Regions from separate parts of the Homo sapiens genome. Here region 2 is linked to region 1. Evidence: read pairs that join two places in POLR2A ChIA-PET (ENCODE). Cell type or tissue: MCF 10A. All regions are shown on one strand. Links, peaks and the distances in the headings refer to the core of each region. The heading gives the core; the rest is flanking DNA.

Region 1 (5,381 bases), core at 272-5,271:
AATTTTTTTTTTAATGTGGCACAATTCTTTTAAGGTTTCAGGTACGTTCACCAACTTTCTTTCAAAAATCCCGGGACCAGCATTGGTACATTACTCAGTTGGAAGCTGCACAGACTAGTTATATCCAACAAATAAACAACCTTAAAGAGGTAAGAAAATATCTATTTCTGTTTTGGTGTTTCCTATTGTCCTTTTGGCTTGTTATATTTGTAATTAGATTTTATATATTTTATTGCTATTTGTAATTTTGTAATTTGTAATTAGAAAAAAAATCTAGTTATCTTGTTCCCCATCCTTACCAGTTCTGCAGTGTCCAGTTTAGTAGACACTAGCCACATACGGCCATGTAAATTTTTATTTTACTTTATTTATTTATTTTTTTTGAGAAGGAGTCTCGCTCTGTTGCCCAGGCTGGAGTGCAGTGGTGCAATCTCGGCTCACTGCAAGCTCCGCCTCCTGGGTTCACGCCATTCTCCTGCCTCAGCCTCCTGAGTAGCTGGGACTACAGGCGCCTGCCACCACACCGGGCTAATTTTTTTGTATTTTTAGTAGAGACAGGGTTTCACAGTGTTAGCCAGGATGGTCTCGATGTCCTGACCTCGTGATCTGCCCACCTCGGCCTCCCAAAGTGCTGGGATTACAGGCATGAGCCACCACGCCCTGCCACTTTATTTTTATTTTTTTTTATTTTGGAGACAGGTCGGACTCACTCTTGTTGCCAGGCACAATTTCCACTAACTGCAGCTTCAACTTCCCAAGCTCGGGTGATCTTCCCACCTTAGCCTCCCAGGTAGCTGGGACTACGAGCATGTGTCATGGCTAGTTTTTGTTTTTGTGGAGATGGGTTTCTCCATGTTGCCCAAGCTGGTCTTGAACTCCTGGGCTCAAGCAGTCTGCCTGCCTTGGCCTCCCAAAGTGCTGGGATTACAGGTGTGAGCCACTGTGCCTGGTCTGTAAATTTAGCTTAATTAAAATTAAAAATTTAGTTCCTTAGTTGCAGTAGCCACATTTCAAGTGCTTGCATTGGTTACTGCAAATCTAGAGCATTTCCATCATTGCATAAAGTTGTTTTGAACAGTGTGGCTGTAGTTTGAGGTAAGCTGTTTGTGTTTCTGTCAGTGACTTAGTTTCTCTTCCACAAGTTATCTTGGATTTAGAGGATTCTAGGCTATAGCACAATTAAAAGTTGTCCCATCTTGAACTCTTACTATTGTTGAATGAGCACTGGGGAAGATTAATTGATGAATTTTTATTTTACAGTGGTAAACTAAGGAATGTTTCATTTCCCTTAGGAAGTTAGGGTGTGGCAGGAGGTTTGGAGTGCTGAGAGTCGTTAATAGGTCAGGGAGGAAAATGTGAATAAATACATGCTTTCAGAGATTTTCATGTTAAATGTGCTATTTAAAACTGCCTGTATTCACTATACTGTTTGCTAATTGTATGTTTAGCTTAGGCTGGATATGAAAGAAGGAGGATGAGCATAAATGGGGCAGTTTATCTTTGTCATCAATTTTTTTTTATAAATAAAAGGCAGTAGGGATTCAGAGAAATGGTTTAAGAAATGGTGCCAAGTGAGGTGGCTCATTCCTGTAATCCCAGCATGTTGGGAGGCCGAGGCCAGAGGAACATTTGAGCCCAGGGGTTCAAAACCAGCTTGAGCAACATAGCAAGATACCGTCTCTAAAAATAAATAAAAATGAAATTAGCCAAGCATGGTGGCACACACCTCCAGTCCCAGCCACTTGAGAGGCTGAGGCAGTAGGATCGTTTGAGCCCAGTAGTTCAAGGCTTGCAGTGAGCTATGATGGCACCACTGCACTTCAGCCTGGGCAACAGAGTGAGACCATTCTCAAAAAATAAATAAAGCAATGGTTTTAGAAACATCTGGATGCATTTTTTTTTCACTTGAGACATCTTTTACTGTGCCAGTGAGCTGTGGCTAATATTTGTGCTTTTCTTGTTTTAAAAGAGACTTACTATTGAGCTGTCTCGAACTCAGAAGTCAAGAGATTTGTCACCACCAGATAACCATCTTAGCCCCCAAAATGATGATGCTCTGGAGACACGAGCTAAGAAGTCTGCATGCTCTGACATGCTTCTCGAAGGTGGTCCTACTACAGCTTCTGTAAGAGAGGCCAAAGAGGATGAAGAAGATGAGGAGAAGATTCAGAATGAAGATTATCATGTAATAATGAGGCCAGTTTTAGATTTTTGTGTTTGATTAAAAAAAAACAGTAGCATCATGGCTTTTAACATATTATGTGCTAAAACAGTAGGCTAAAAATATTGTCCATTGATTTCCATTAGTAATGTATGTATGCCCTTATGTAAATGTTAATAAGTCAGAAGTTGTTGAATCAAAGCATTTCAAGGTTGTGAAAAAAACAATACATTGTATAAAACAAACCGTGATACACATTTTAAAACCTAAACTACCATACATTGTGGATTTTAAAAATGTGTTCTGGCCGGGTGCGGTGGCTCACACCTGTAATCCCAGCACTTTGGGAGGCCAAGGTGGGTGGATCACATGAGGTCAGGAGTTCGAGACTATCCTGGCCAACATGGCCAAACCCTGTCTCTACGAAAAATACAAAAATTAGCTGGGTGTGGTGGTGCTTGCCTGTAATCCCAGCTACTTGGGAGGCTGAGGTAGGAGAATCACTTGAACCTAGGAGGCGGAGGTTGCAGTGAGCCAAGATTGTGCCACTGCACTCCAGCCTGGGAGACAGAGCAAGACTCTGTCTCAAAGAAAAAGAAAAAAAAAAGGTGTTCTATTTTCATTCACTGAAACTAGTACATGCCTTATCATTACTTACGTAGGTAGACTGATTTAGGATTCGGTAGCTAGCCAGGTTCTATCCCAGCTAAACAACAGTCAGAATCCAGAATAAGAGTTCAAGAAGTAGTTGATATTTTTACATAAGAAGGGATGCATAGACAGTTGGTTTTTTTGTAGTAATTTTTAAGATGAGAGACTTCAGTTTTAAGTTAAAATGAAGGACCCAGTGGGTCGAGAGAATGCACAGATTAAGTGCTTTGATAAACTAGAGATAATAGGGTTTGGAATGGAGCAGTCAGGTGAAGCAGTTAACCTTTGATAAACTGAGTTAAAGGAAGGGTGGAGTTTGCAGGTAAGGCAGCTGAAAAGTTGGGGAAGTTTTTGCTTAATAGTGGGTATTTTTTTTCTGTGCAGATAGGTGACAGTGTTAATTAATGACCTTGATAATGGTAAAATTAGGTAGAATTGAGGAGTGATGGTTTGAAACGTTACTCTGTGAGGAAGCTGATGTGGAATATGTGAAGGATTCCAGTCACACTGAGGGCCCAGCTGAAGGCGGCACGCATAAGTTAGTAAAATGATATCAGTCAGTGTGGTTGTGTGATTTTTCTCTACAGGGCTCAGCAGCTGAGGCACAGGAGCAGAAAATAGATTTTTGAAAACTGTATTATTCTTTGGTGCTTGGTTTATGGGCTGGATGGGGTGATCAACTGAGTAGAAACATTTGGAATAGACGTCTTGTTTTCTTGGCATTGATCTAGCACGAGCTTTCAGATGGAGATCTGGATCTGGATCTTGTTTATGAGGATGAAGTAAATCAGCTCGATGGCAGCAGTTCCTCTGCTAGTTCCACAGCAACAAGTAATACAGAAGAAAATGATATTGATGAAGAAACTATGTGAGTTTCCCACTTTACTACTGTAAAGCATTTAAGTGGTAATTATTAGAAGCATATTAACTAACTCACACTTAAATGTAGGGATATTCAGCACTTTTTTGAAAGATTGAATCAATAGTCAGTTTTCTCTCTCTAATCTCTGGGCTCTTAGCCAATAATTTTTGTTTGTGTTTTAACTTTTAAATTTGAATTTTGAAATTATTTTATACTTAAGAAAAGTTCAGAATTTCATGTTTCCTTCACACAGATTCATTCCCTATGAATATTTTGCTTTATATTTCTCTGTATATAATTTTTTCTGAAACACTTGAGATCGAATATACTTCTCATTGTGTACTTTTCTAAAAACAAGGATATTCTTACATAACTATAGAATAGTTATCAAAATCTGGAAATTAACATTGATGTAATACTGTAACCTTCTAAAAATTTGCCAGTAATGTCCTTTGTCAGGATCATGTTGCATTTAATTGTTAAATCGATTTAGTTATCTTCAATCTGGGTTACTTTTTTTTTTTTCCTTTTTTTTTGAGACGGAGTCTCGCTCTGTCGCCCAGGCTGGAGTGCAGTGGCATGATCTCAGCTCACTGCAAGCTCCACCTTCCGGATTACGCCATTCTCCTGCCTCAGCCTCCCGAGCAGCTAGAACTACAGGCGCCCGCCACCTCGCCCAGCTAATTTTTTGTATTTTTAGTAGAGACGGGGTTTCACCGTGTTAGCCAGGTTGGTCTTGATCTCCTGACCTCATGATCCGTCCACCTCGGCCTCCCAAAGTGTTGGGATTACAGGCGTGAGCCACCGCACCTGGCCAATCTGGGTTACTTTTTTAAAAATTTGTTTTTCGGCTGGGCACGGTGGCTCACGCCTGTAATCCCAGCACTCTGGGAGGCTGAGGCGGGTGGATCACGAGGTCAGGAGATCCAGACCATCCTGGCTAACACGGTGAAACCCCGTCTCTACTAAAAATACAAAAAAGAAATTAGCCAGGTGTGGTGGCAGGCGCCTGTAGTCCCAGCTACTTGGTAGGCTGAGGCAGGAGAATGGGGTGAACCCGGGAGGCGGAGCTTGCAGTGAGCTAAGATCACGCCACGGCACTCCAGCCTGGGCGACAGTTGAGACTCTGTCTCAAAAAAAAAAAAAAACTGTTTTTCATGACTAATACTTTCTGAGAAATACAGAATAGTTTATTTTGTAGAAAGTCCCTCAGTTTGGATTAGTCTGAAGTTTCCTCATGATTAGATAGAGGTTACACACTTTTGGCAGGGATACTACGGAAATGATAATGTATCCTTTTCACTGCGTCATACAGAGTGGAGCATGATGTCAGTATGTCCCATTACTTGTGGTTAATTTTGATCACTTAGTTGAGGTAGCATCCGCCAGGTTTCTTCACTCCAAAATTTGTACTTTTTCCTTTATAATTAATAAGTATCTTATGTATGGGACTGTAAATATCCTATTTTTCATCCTACTTTTTCCTATGAATTTTGACACCCTTTGATGAGTGTTGCCTGAAAAAGGTTACTGTGTTGATTGCCAAGTGGTGTTTTTCTAATTCCATTATTTCTTACTCATTCATTAGTTGCAATTTAAGGAAGAGCTTTTCCTTCTGCCCTGTTAATTGATGAACTAATGAATTTCATTAATGTGGATAATTTTTTTTTTTTGAGATGGAGTCTTGCTCTGTCACCCAGGCTGGCA
Region 2 (5,381 bases), core at 104-5,103, 55 kb after region 1:
CATGCTGTAGTGGTGCGATGTTGGCTCATACAGCCTCAACCCCCTGGGCTTAAGCGATCCTCCCACTTCAGCCTCCTAAGTAGCTGGGACTACAGGCATGCGCAGTCACACTGGGATAATTTTTGTATTTTTTATAGAGATGGAGTTCTTGAGTTCTTGGGTTCAAGTGACCCTCCCGTCTCAGCCTCCAAAAGTGCTGCGATAGAGGCATGTGCCACTGCGCCCAGCCAAAACTCTTGCTTACGAATTTTAGCACCTAGTAGTCGATCTTGCCTATGGGAATTATTACTGTAATGTTTTAATGGTACTTTTCTAATTCACTAATTTCTTCTATGTTTTTTGTTAGAATGCTGTGAGGAAAAGTCCCTTCTTCCCCATTTTTGTAATTTCAGCTACTTATTTATATCAGCTACTTTATATATCTATATATGATGGATATTTATTTTTGAGTTATGACTCAATACTGTTAATATTTTGTAGCTTGGCTTGTTCTAATTTTAGCCATTGGAAACTCTTCCAGATTGGCTCCTGTGCCCTTTTCATATGTCTCATTCTTCTTTTTTTTTTTTTTTAAGCATTTCTTTGCTTTCTGACATCACAAGATGCCTACCCCAGCCATGGAATTAACCACTTCCTAAGGAACCATGGTTCTTTTTATTGGAGAATGCTATCTAGAAACAAAGATTTGGATGCCACATATTTATTATTATTAGACTGTCACTGCTTCTAGTCCCACTCAATGGATAGATAGAAAATGTAAATTGGCTGGGTGTGGTGGTGCACACCTGTGGTCCCGGCTACTTGGGAGGCTGAGGTGGGAGGATCACTTGAGCTTGGGAGGTAGAGGTTGCAGTGAGCCAAAATCGTGCTACTGCACTTCAGCCTGCGTGACAGAGTGAGACACTGTCTCAAAAAAAAGAAAATGTATGGCCGGGCACAGTGGCTCATGCCTGTAATCCCAGTACTTTGGGAGGCTGAGGCAGGTGGATCACCTGAGGTCGGGAGTTCGAGACCAACCTGACCAACATGGAGAAACCCCATCTGTACTAAAAATACAAAATTAGCTGGCTGTGATGGCGCATGCCTGTAATCCCAGCTACTCAGGAGGCTGAGGCAGGAGAATCGCTTAAACCCGTGAGGCGGAGGTTGCAGTGAGCCGAGATCGTGCCATTTGCACTCCAGCCTGGGCAACAAGAGCGAAACTCTGTCTCAAAAAAAAAAAAAAAGAAAGAAAGAAAATGTATATAGACAGCTGTTCCTTAGCATCTGTGAGGGATTGGTTCCAAGACTCCCTGTGGATACCAAAGTCCACAGATGCTCAAGTCCCCTATATAAAACGGTATAGTGTTTGCATATAACCTGTGCACATCCTCCTGGATACTTTGTTTTGGGTTTTGAGACGGTCTCATTCTGTTGCCCAGGCTAGGGTGCAGCTGTGCATAGCTTACTGCAGCTATGAAGTCTTAGGCTCAAGCAATCCTCCCACCTCAGCCTCTCAGGTAGCTGGGACTACAGGTGTGAGCCACCACGCCTGATCTCCCAGATACTTTAAATCATCTCTGGATTACCTGTAATACCTAATACAATGTAAATGCTATGTAAATTATTGTGCTATTTTTTTTATTATTTTTTAAAAATAAATTCTGTCTATTGTTGGTTGACTCCATGGATGCAGAAACCAAAGATAATAGAGGGCTGACTGTATAGTTAACTCATGCAAATACACACATTTATGTGTATTTCTGTACATATCTGTGTGTGTGTGTCACTATGACTGTGAGTCTATATTGGTAACAGTTCAGCTCCAGAGGCCTCATTCTGGCCTTCCCTCTTATTTATAATGCCTTTCTCTGACAGAAGCCTAGCTCTCATTAGCTACAATATATGTATGTACTTGTTCAACCCTAATATACAAGTAGCTTCAGAACCGTTGGCCTCCTGTGGATTCCAGGCTATGCCCTACAAAAAACAGATTTACCACCTAAAATACAGTGCTTGTATACAGTTCTTTTAGTCTTTAGCTTTTCAGTATTGTGTCATAACATTTTTTTCAAAGATATTTAGGTTCAAAATTACATTAGTTCTGTTCTTTCACAAAATCCCTTCATTGTGATTTTGTGCTTCGTTGGTGTAACAGGTTCATCTGTTATGGTCTACATTCTGTCCTCCCCCACATATCCTGGTTAATTTGTAAATTTACATACATTAAAATTCAGTCTTTCTGGCATACAGTTCTGTGGGTTTCAACAAATGTCTTGTATCCGCCACCACAATACTATACAGAACATTTCAGTCACCCCCAAGATTCCCCTGTGCTGGCCCTTTATAGGTAACCACCCCCCTTCCCCACAGCTCCTGGCTACCGCTGATCTGATCTGATCTGATCTGTTCTCTGCCCTTTTAGTTTTTGCTTTTCCAGAGTCATGTAAACGGGATCACAGTTTGACCTCTCGCTTCGCAAAGTGCAGTTAAGTTTCACTCATCTTGTGTGAATCAGCACCTCCTTCTTTTTTATTGCTGAGCAGTAGTAGTCCACTGTGTGGATATACCACTGTTCATTCATTTGCCCATTTGGGTTATTTCTAGTTTAGGGTGATTAGACTCTTGTAAACGTTTGGGTACAGATTTTTGTGTGAGTGTAAGCTTTTATTCTCTAGAGTGTTACATGCTGTATTAGTCTGTTTTCATGCTGCTGATAAAGATATACCCGAGACTGGGCATTTTACAAAAGAAAGAGGTTTATTGGACTTACAGTTCCACGTGGCTGGGGAGGCCTCACAATCATGGCAAAAGGTAAAAGGCACATCTCATGTGGTGGCAGACGAGAGCTTGTGCAGGGAAACTCCCCCTTATAAAACCATCAGATCTCATGAGGCTTATTCAGTATTACAAAAACAGCACAGGAAAGTCTTGCCCCCATGATTCAATTACCTCCCACTGGGTCCCTCCCATGATATGTGGGAATTCAAGATGAGATTTGGGTGGGGACACAGCCAAACCATATATGCCTAGGGACAGGATTGCTGGGTGTGCAATAGAGAATTTGTCTGGCCTTTGTCCTAGTTCCTGGGAAGTGCCCTCTAAATCCTTGGCATTCCTCAAGTGTTAGGAGTTATTTATGGTGGGCCTTGCTAGTGTATGCTAATGAGATGACTCAGGATCGGGGCTGGCTACACCAGAAATGCTGTGGGTGTCATTAGACAGTTGGAGCTCTGAACCATGTGATAGCCCAGTTCAACTCATTGCCAATGATTGTTATGCCTACATAAGGAAGTTCCAGTAAAAAATCTGGACACCTGCCGGGCACAGTGGCTCACGCCTGTAATCCCAGCACTTTGGGAGGCCGAGGAAGGCAGATTACCTGAGGTCGGGAGTTCGAGACCAGCCTGACCAACATGGAGAAACCCTATCTTTACTAAAAATACAAAACTAGCCAGGCGTGGTGGCGCATGCCTGTAATCCCAACTACTTGGGAGACTGAGGCAGAAGAATCACTTGAACCCGGGAGGTGGAGGTTGCCGTGAACCAAGATTGTGCCATCGCACTCCAGCCTGGGCAAAAAGAGTGAAACTCCGTCTCAAAACTGGACACTAAAGCTTGAGTGAGTTTCCCTGGTTGACAGTACTCTGTATTTATATATATATATATATATATTTACATATGTATTTATATATATATAAATATATATAAATATAAATATATATATATTTATATTTATATATATATATATCAGTGTGCCTGGAGAGTAAGTTGTCCTGAAGTCAAGGGGCCTTCACATTTGGGCCTCTCCCAGGCCTCACCCTATGTATCTCTCCCTTTAGCTGGCTTTATTTGTAACCTTTTGTCATAATGAAACTCTGATCATAAGTGCATTTCTGAGTTCTGTGAGTTGTTCTAGTCAATTATTAAACATGAGTAGGATAGCAAATACGCCCAAATTTGTAATCAGCTGATCAGAAGTGAGGGTGGCCTCAGGATCCCGGAACTTGGAGCTTGTGTCTGGAATGAGGGCAGTCTTGTGGAAGACTTTGCCCATAACCTGTACAGTTTGACCTAACTCCGGGTGGTTGGTGTCAGCACTCATTGCACTGAGTCATATGGTAAGTAGAGTCTTTACTGAGACGCTGCCCAACCTCCACAGTGACATACCATTCTGCATTCCCATCAGTAGCACATGAGAGTTCCAGTGGCATCTCACAAATATTTGGCACTGCCAGAAGTTTTTTAGCCATTCTTTTTGGTTTTTCTTCTAACCAACTGAGCTAACCAGCCATTTTTTAGCCATTCTAATAGGTGTGTAATGGTATTTGTTTTGCTAATATTTTGCCAGAACTTTTCCATCTATATTCAGAGCGATCCTGGTCTGAAATTTTCTGTCGTCATCTGATTTGGTGTCAGAGTAATGCTGACCTCATAAAATGAGTGTTCTATTTTCTGGAAAAGAGGGTGTAGAATTGGTGGTATTTATTTATTATTACTTTTTTTTTATCTCGGCTCACTGGAACCTCCACCTCCCAGGTTGAAGCGATTCTCCTGTCTCAGCCTTCCGAGTAGCTGGGATTACAGGCACCTGCCACCACGCGCAGCTAATTTTTGTATTTTTAGTAGAGACAAGGTTTTACCATGTTGGCCAGGCTGGTCTCAAACTCCTGACCTCATGTGATCCACCCACCTTCGCCTCCCAAATTGCTGGGATTACAGGCATGAGCCACCCTGCCTGGCCTTATTCTTTAACTGTTTAGTAGAATTCACCAGTGTAACCAACTAGGAGGAAACTTTTTTCTTTTTTTTTTTTTTTTTTGAGACAGAGTTTCACTCTTGTTGCCCAGGCTGGAGTGCAATACTGCGATCTCAGCTCACTGCAACCTCCGCCTCCTGGGTTTAAATGATTCTTCTGCCTCAGCCTCCTGAGTAGCTGGGATTACAGGCGTGCGCCACCACACCTAGCTCATTTTTTTTTATTTTTAGTAGAAATGGGGTTTCACCATGTTAGCCAGGCTGGTCTTGAACTCCTGACCTGGTGATCTGCCCACCTCAGCCTCCCAAAGTGCTGGGATTATAGCCGTGAGCCACCGTGCCTGGCCAGGAAACTTCTTTTTCTTAGGTGTGGTGTGGTTGGTATTTACCTTGCTTGGTGTGCTCTGATTTTTTTTTTTCTTTTTCCTTTCTTTCTTTTTTTTTTTTTTGAGACAGAGTTTCACTCTGTTGCCCAGGCTGGAGTGCAGTGGCATGATCTCGACTCACTGCAACCTCTGCCTCCCGGGTTCAAGTGATTCTCCTGCCTCACCCTCCTGAGTAGCTGGGATTACAGGTGCGCACCACCACACCCAGCTAATTTTTGTATTTTTAGTAGAGACAGGGTTTCACCAGGTTGGTCAGGC

Evidence for each region. Peaks named below come from ENCODE experiments on the same cell type or tissue, not always from the same donor. Only the 100,000 strongest peaks of a DNase experiment are listed, where the experiment ranks them.
Region 2: POLR2A ChIA-PET joins it to region 1 with 5 read pairs; 3 of 35 experiments call an interaction of 5 or more read pairs at or near these places.

What each region holds. Positions count from the first base shown.
Region 1 is chr17:59,045,982-59,051,362 of GRCh38, reverse strand. It overlaps TRIM37 (tripartite motif containing 37), which reads left to right. Exons shown (of 24, transcript NM_015294.6): 14 at 35-149; 15 at 1,970-2,185; 16 at 3,544-3,680. Among named protein-coding and RNA genes, the nearest start is that of TRIM37, 58 kb to the left of the region's middle. In MCF 10A, for the core only: no CTCF peak of the experiment used is centred there; no DNase peak of the experiment used is centred there.
Region 2 is chr17:58,990,596-58,995,976 of GRCh38, reverse strand. It overlaps a transcript of TRIM37 not described here. Among named protein-coding and RNA genes, the nearest start is that of TRIM37, 110 kb to the left of the region's middle. RefSeq lists a silencer at 2,280-2,480. In MCF 10A, for the core only: no CTCF peak of the experiment used is centred there; a DNase peak (open chromatin) is centred at 3,126.